Regions from separate parts of the Mus musculus genome. Here region 2 is linked to region 1. The links are chromatin loops, found by intact Hi-C in ENCODE. Cell type or tissue: left cerebral cortex. All regions are shown on one strand.

What was found. Peaks named below come from ENCODE experiments on the same cell type or tissue, not always from the same donor. Only the 100,000 strongest peaks of a DNase experiment are listed, where the experiment ranks them.
Region 2: a loop joins it to region 1, with 2.2 times the contacts of the local background. A loop is called at or near these places in 1 of 42 quality-filtered maps.

The regions. Positions count from the first base shown.
Region 1 is chr9:20,518,730-20,522,729 of GRCm38, reverse strand. Zfp266 (zinc finger protein 266) reads left to right here and starts at 1,311. Exons shown (of 9, transcript NM_001082485.1): 1 at 1,311-1,386; 2 at 1,611-1,710. In left cerebral cortex, no CTCF peak of the experiment used is centred here; DNase peaks (open chromatin) are centred at 1,318 and 1,992; H3K4me3 peaks cover 2,675 bases; H3K27ac peaks cover 1,600 bases.
Region 2 is chr9:20,382,898-20,386,897 of GRCm38, reverse strand. It overlaps Zfp560 (zinc finger protein 560), which reads left to right and starts at 1,740. Exons shown (of 7, transcript NM_001004190.3): 1 at 1,740-1,881. In left cerebral cortex, CTCF peaks have their summits at 1,458 and 1,663; a DNase peak (open chromatin) is centred at 1,740; H3K4me3 peaks cover 1,690 bases; H3K27ac peaks cover 1,051 bases.

The sequences.
Region 1 (4,000 bases):
TTGTAGGCTGCCATATGCGTACTGGGAACTGAACCAGGGTCCTTTGGAAGAGCAACAAAGGTTCTTAACCACTGAGCAATCTCTCCAGACCAACTTCTCCATTTCTTTAAAACATCTTTTGATCTCCCATTCATGGTCCCCTTTCTAGGTTCATGTCTTATATTCACAGTCACAGCCATATGAGACACACACACACACACACACACACACACACACACACACACACACAAAGCTAGTATCCATATAGGATCCATGTGAAACTATGAAGTAGTTTATAACTCTTTCTGGCCTTGAACTCACAGAGATCCACTTGTGTTTGCCTCCTGAGGGCTGTTAAAGGTGCATATCACTATGCCTGACCTAGTTTTACTCTGAATTATTCCAAAAATAGAAAACACCCAAGCTGTTAAACTGTCTCTAAAAATTAAGTCGTTTGGGCCAAAAAGCTGGCTCAGTGGGTGAAAGAGAAGCTGACTTCCATTGCTGAAACCCATGGTGATAACGGACGCCTGAAAGTTGTCCCCTGACCTCCATACATTGCCATGTACATGCCTGCTTACTCTGTTAAACCATGCACACACATACACACACCCCATTATCACGAAAAATCAGGAAAAGATGTTAGGAACTAAGCATTTTGGATACAGGGTTTCATGTATCCCAGACAGACTGGCCTTGAATTTACTATGTAGCCAAGGATGGCCTTGAACTTTGTCTTCTTCTCCCAAGCACCACTAGTACCATCTACGGTACTGGCGATGGATCCCAGGGCTTCGTGATGCTAGTCCGGGCTCTACTAACAGCCCTGGGTGGTGAAAACGTGATGGAATCAAGGACTGAGGTGTTAGCAGAGTCCAGAGACACACAAAGACAGGTCGACATAAAGGTGTCTGGAGACAGCACTAACTGAATGGACCAAACGGATCATTTTTCCTGGGTTGGCAGATTGTGCAACATGGCTAAGGGCATCGCGAGCGTGAGGGAGAGGCGGGAGAGAAAAGCTTTTGTCAGCAGCATCTCCACCGGGGCGTCCCCACACCCATCCTCGCCCCACCGGTCCGCCATCAACCGAGGCGCACCCCGGCCTGGTCCCGCCTCTCGCCCCGCCCCCGCACTGCTCCCCCTTCAAGGTCTCGCTTCTGATCTCGACCTCTCGGCTCTTTTCCTGTCTCAACGCCCCTTATGAACCCACCCGAAAAAGGGTGCAACTGTCGGGACGCTGGAACAAACAAGTTTTTCTCTCCAGCTTGGAGAGCTCCAACGTGGCTGAGAACTCCGAGCCGGAAATGGAAGTGACGTCACGGCCAGCCCCCCCTTTTCTCCGAGCTCTGAGTCCTTCTCGGCGTTTGTCCGAGGGCTCTCCACGCAGCGCTCGGTGAGGATTCGGTGAGGAGCTGCGGGGGCGGCGCGGGGAGGGCGAGGACTCGGTAGGCCTGTGCGGGGAGGCGGGCCGAGCTCTGCTCGCGGGGTCCCGCGGCTTCCCGGGCTCTGCAGCCTTCCCGGGTGCCGCGGCCCGAGTGCGCATCCCGACTCAGCCCTGAGCTGTTTGCACCCACCTTTCTTCTAAAGCCGGTGTAAAGTAACCTTCGTGGAATTATTTTCCTCCCCAGAAAGAATAGACTTTTCGCCATTGGTATCACATTGAGACGCTGCATTTTCCATTCTTGGACCGGGCGATTCTGTTTGGGGGAGCCGAGCTTTGGCTGAAAGGTGGGTGAGGGCAGCCTTTTCCTCTTGTTTTTCTTTTTGTGTGTGTATGGAAAGGAATGCTTTATCCGATTATTTCGCTTTCGTGGGACCTATGTTTACCTGAGACACATTGCATTCTGATTTTTTTAAAAAGGCAACTTCGTTGTAGACTTTCGCAGAGTGCATTTATCTGTATATAAATATAAACGTACAAAGACCCGGGTCTTTGTGTTGAAGAAAAGTAAGGATAACAAGTTACTCTTGATTTGATGCTGGGGCCGCAACTCAGAGCCTCATGATGCTAAGCACTCTCCTGCTGAGCTACACCCTAGCCCAAATAGTTAGCTATTGTCTGAATGTTGTAGGCCTGTGCCTCCTTGCAGACTTTAAAAAATGGAGGCTTTGTTAGGTTAGTACTGATTAAACTGGTTGGTTTTTCAAGGAAAATTAAAATACAGTTTATGTTGAACTATTTGAGAATAGGTTGGGAATTTCAGGCATGATTTTTTTACATAACGGGGTAATACATTTTCTAAAAAAAAAAAAAAAGAAGATACTGACCCAGTAAGACCGTAAATACTGATCTTTCAGCCAAGATAATAAAAAATTAATATTATCTAATATCTTCTTTGTGTGAAATCAGAATTCTTCATTGTTATAAGTTTTTGGGTGTTTTTGCATCTAAGATCTTTTCAAAGTTTCTTTGTTTTTCTAATAGTGGGAATTGAATCTAGGGCTTTGTGCATGTTTAGTAAGCTCTCTTACTGAGCTATAAACCAAGACCTCTTTAAGGCATTTTTGCTGTTATTTAATCTATTTTAAGTTGTTATCTGTTTATGTGTGGGGTGTGGGTTTCTGCCTTGAGTGCAGTGCCCCTGGATGTCACAAAGGGCCTTGGCTCCCTACAGCTGCGTTACAGGAGGTTGTGAGCCACCTGGTGCGGTGCCGGTGTGGTGCTGGGAACCAGATCTCTGGTTCTGGAAGAGCCGTATGTACTTTTAACTAAGTCTTCAACCCCCATTTTAAGGTTCTTATATTGAAATTTTCAGATACCTTTTTAGGATCTTTGAACCTAGGGTAGGTCATGTTGTTTGTTATAGTAACTTTTTAAGGAGGTATGCATTTTCGCATTTCGATGGTTTGTTTCTGTTGGCATTTTTCTCCATTTAAATTTTTTTCTCCATTTTTGATTTTTTTTCACTGTAGACTAACTGATGCTTGGATTTCTGAGTGAAGTGGTATATAGCTCTTGCCTAGAATGTGTGAGGCCCTGGGTTTCAGCTTCAGCACACCAGTGAAGGGAGGTAGTGACAAAAATCTAGCTTAAGCCTGTTCTTACAGTCCTGAATAACTGTATTACCAATTGATGAGAGCTTTGGAAGTTCATACAGTCTACTGAGTTTTTGAGTTAATACACCTTTGTTATATGAGAGTACACAAAGGTAAGGTGTGTGTGTGTGTGTGTGAGAGAGAGAGAGAGAGAGAGAGAGAGAGAGAGAGACAGAGACAGAGACAGAGACAGAGACTGAGACAGAGTCTAGGTGGCGAACCTGGGGCCTTGGACATGGTAAATAAGTGCTCTGTCACTGAGCTATATCCACAGCCTTTTAACGGGTTAAACTCCATTTGATTTTGTCCACATGAGTGCATGTATATCCTGGGGTAAGTGTCAGGTGTCCATCTTTCCTTTCATCGTGTGGGTCCCAGAAATTGAACTCGGGGAACCTTAGGTTTTTAGGCTTGGTGGCAAATGCCATTACACACTCAGCCATTTCTGAGGAGCTGGGGCTGGGGTGGCTACTGCTTCCTCCTCCTCCTCCTCTTCCTCCTTTTCTTTTTCTTCTTTCTCTTCTTCCTCTTCCTCCTCTTCTTCTTCCTCCTCCTCCTCCTCCCCAGCACAGATGTTCCATACACCTTTTTATTTGACAATGTTGATTGTACAAAACACAAAAAGTATATGTATGACTATAACTCATATAATGTATTTTGATCATATTCACTCCCAAGAGAAGTGAGTTCTATCTAAGTTGAGACCAAATGACAGGGTTTAGGACTAACCACGGAGAAGGAGAAGGGCGTAGGAGGTAAGGGGAGCGTGGTAAGCAGTGACTAATTATATTTGTACAGTGCAAGACGAGAGCTTCAAGAGTTAATCCAGGGTTGACAGGAATTTCACTTATTTTCTTGGTGGTACACAAGCTCTTATTCTAGCAGATGGGTAGTGGAGACTGGCAGGAGTATCATTGCAAGTTTGAGGTAACTCAGGGCTATATAGTAAGGCACAATCTAAATAAACAAGGGGGTCAGTGGT
Region 2 (4,000 bases), 140 kb after region 1:
AAAGCCAAAGTAGTAAGACACTCCCCTTCCCCAGAGTCTACAGTTTATTCTGAGTCTATTAGCAGGAACAAGAAGATAAACCTACTTTTTCAGGCTTTTCCTACTCATGTCCCCCCAAATTTTCATCTTTCTATTCTGCTTTAGTAAAGATCTAGGAACATACAGTCACTAGAAGAATGTAGTGACAGGAGAGACTGTAAGAGTTACAGTAATATTAAACATATAAAAGCCAGTTGGCAGAAAAAGACTTCCTCATGGAAGTCTTTTTATATAACATGTACAACATATATGAAGCATGCTCAAAAGAAGCCCTCACATACTTAGGAGTGGCAGGTACTATATAAATGTCATGATAAGGGTCATAAGGAACAGATTTCATTTTCTAGGCTCTTTGCTCTCTAGACCACTCCCATTCTCAAGAGTGCTCCTCACCCCCTTTAAGCCCTTTCCTTCCTTTCTTTCTCTTGTGTGTGACCCTATATTCCTGACTAGTTTGAAACTATTTATGTAGACTTGACTGGACTCAACTCACACTGTTTCCGACTCTTGCAAACTCTGAATTTAAAAAAGTGTGGGTCTCAAAAGAGTCCGGTCCCCAATGAAGGAGCTAGAGAAAGGACCCAAGGAGATGAAGGGGTTTCCAGCCCTATAGGAGGAATAACAATATGAACTAACCAGTACCCCCAGAGCTCCCAGGGACTAAACCACCAACCAAAGAGTACCCATGGTGGAACTCATGGCTCCAGCTGCATATGTAGCAGAGGATGGCCTAGTTGGTCAGCAATAGGAGGAGAGGCCCTTTGTCCTGTGAAGGTTCTATGCCCCAGTTTAGGGAATGCCAGGGCCAGGAAGCAGGTGTGGGTGGGTTGGTGAGCAGGGGGAGGGGAGAAAGGATAGGGGGTTTTCGGAGGGGAAAGCAAGAAAGGGGACATTTGAAATGTAAATAAAGTAAATATCTAATAAAAAAAGTGTGGGTCACTATGCCTGGTCCCAATTTTCTTTTAGTTATTATTTTGTATAATGTGGTTAAGAGTGCAGGTGCACGTGTGCCGGCCTGAGGACAACTTGTGGAAGTTCGGCTCGCTCATCGGGTCTTGAACTGAGGTTATCATCAGGCTTGGAGGCAAGCTTCTTTACTCTGTGAGCCATCTCATCCACCCTACTTTCCTTTTCGTAATAAACTGTCTTTACTTCGAAAGGCGTGTTTCTCGTCTAATTCTGTGACTAGAGACACAAGTACCTGGATACTTAAGTGGGTGCATTAAGGCTCACAAACCTAACAGGAGCAACACTGGGTGACGTGTGCGCTTTGACAGGTCTGTCCTGTGTCCACACGGGCACAACTCCAGTCGTTGGTCTGGTTGTCAGGCCAGCAGTCTCTAAATCGAGTTGGGGTAAAGCCACTCTTGGGGCAGGAATCGGTAACTGCCCTGCCTGAAGGGGCGTAAACTCAGGGTAAACTGAAGCGCCCGAAGCCGGAGGACACTTAAGTCGAAGAAAACAGCAGTGACATCAGCCGCCCTCCGCAGTCTCTTACGCTCCAGCCCTTGGTTGCAGAGTTCTTTTTCCATCTCTGTGGTCGTCAACTTGTATGAGACGCTGGCGACACTAAATAAATTCTTGCTCTGAACGTCTTCCAAACAGCCCGCGCAGTGGTCGGAACTGGTCCTGCAGCCCCAGGCCGGGAGCGGAAGTGCCGTTGGCGGTGTTACCTTCCGACTCTTCCGGCGCGAGCTCTAGGGTGTGAAGCTCCTTTGTTCCTCAGAGGCGGGGTCCGCCCCTCGGCGGCTGCACTTCCTCGGGCTGTGCGGGCCAGCGCGGCCGGAACCTCCGCTGCGCGCTTGGTTCTCTGTCTTTATTTTCAGGAATTGGCGAGTTCAGGTGAGTGCGAGGTGAAAGCTGTTGAGAGGGCTTTGCCACCTTGTATTTACAAACGCGTGTGTCGTCAGAAATACGGCATCCTCTTCGCACGTCCCTTATTTGTTTCCAACACTTAGTTACATTTGGGTAGAAAGCCATCTCTTTAGTTGTCGGTGTGCTTGTAAACGCGTGTGTACTGGAAAAACAAAAAACAACAAACAAAACCTTAAACCAGTATTCACTCATTGTAGCGGAATTTCTTAGGCCCTACCTACAGGATTCAAAACAAGGACCTGTAGGAGGAATGGGTGGAGACTATTGAAGTATTCGGGTTGATTTATTTCTGCAAAAAATGTTTGGGTGAGTTGTGTTGATGGAAAAAAAAAATAGCTCTGGCCTTAAAGGAAATAAAAGTTGATCCTGAACCAAATAATGACAATGACCAGAAAAATATGTGTTTCCCCAAAATAACATGTTCCATTGTGGAAGTGGTTACATGACTTATTAGTGTTTTTATTTATTTATTTATGGGTGTTTTATTTGGTCATTTCTTGTATATGTGGATAGTTGGTTATGGCAAAGCGACAAAATTCAGCCTATATTCTTGGGCAGCTTGTAGCAATTGGAGAAGCTTAATATTTAATAAAGGAAATAAATATGAGACTGCAAATTGATGAAGACTCAAAGTTGAGGGCTATATTTTTCCTGTCTTTGTATGGTAATAGGTAAAATAAAGAAAAAAATGGCGATTTAATCCAAAAATACTAGATGTTGGAGTTAGTGATGCTGAAGGGAGTGGGAAATAGTCATCTCTCCCTCTTCCTAAAGTATTAGCGAGTGTTGGGACTGCCTTTTTCAGTGTGTCACCTGAGTCTCTTTGGAGATCATTGTTCTTGTTTGTTAGGATTGACAGAGGCAGTATGATAATGAAAGAGAGAGGAGACCTCAGCAGAAGGAGGTTGTCCTTTCCTGGGAAGGTGGAGAGTGTGTGTCGAGGGGCTTGGGGTTTGAGAGGGCAGAAAAGAGACTGGAAATTTCATCTGTATGTTTGTTCTTTGTAGTCTTAGGACGGAGACATGCCAGTAGTTGCTTTATCATATGTTGAGTGTTTTTGTAAGGTTTTCCCTGGCTCCTGACTGCAGATCATGTTCTCTTCAGTGTTGGCTTTCTAGTCAGTATGCTGAGTCAGGAGTTTCTCAGCCCCTCTGATGCCCTTTACTTTAGATTATTAACTCGCCAGTGTAATGTTACACTCGTGTTCCTGAAGAAGTTGGGTCTCGCCGCAGCGCTCTTGCTTGCAATGATAGTGCTTGATGACAGTTCTGTTAGGTCACCTGGAAAATGAGTACTATTTCACTTTGGAGGTGGAAGCAAACTCTGCTGAGAAGCTATTGAAGTAGACACTACAGAATTTATTGGAGTTCAGTAATTACCAGATGTCGAATGTATGGAATCAGTAATTTCACGAGTATTGCTTCTAGGGGGCTAGGTGGTGGTACCAGCAAATCAAGGTTATAGTAAGATGTTAATAGATGCCCTTTAATATTTGGATTTCAGCAAGCAAAGTTGGCCACAGATGGAGAAACAATAGAGATAGATAATCACCCTCCTAGAATTGTTTTTAATATAAAATTTAACCCTAAGCTCCCTATTTTTGTGTATTGTCTCTCTTAGTTGTTTTAACTAGGGATCTATGCGACCATTTTATCAAGCCAACAAGTAGGAATATCTTTGATTTTATTTTACTGTCTCCTATATTAGAAGGTTTAAGGCCAAAATGGAATGCTTTTCTACAGTAAACACTATGACTGTGAGAAATCTAAGCAAGGATAAAGTTCAAGTAAAGCCTGTGTATTGTTTTCTTCTGTATTTATTCATTAGCTTGAGATGTTTCAATTTAGTGGGATTCCCCAGGCATAGCTTTAATCTAAAAGCAAGATTGACTGAACTCATGCATTTTTAACTGATATGTTTTAGCAAGAGCTAAATCATAAAGATACATCCCTGTCCCCTTAATCTGAATCAAGTGGCGATGTATATGACCTGGCATATAAAAGTACCATTTGAGGATTTAAATGAAGAACTTGAAATTGAGAACACTGTTGCTCTCAGTTTGTGTATATTTCAACTCCCTTTAGGT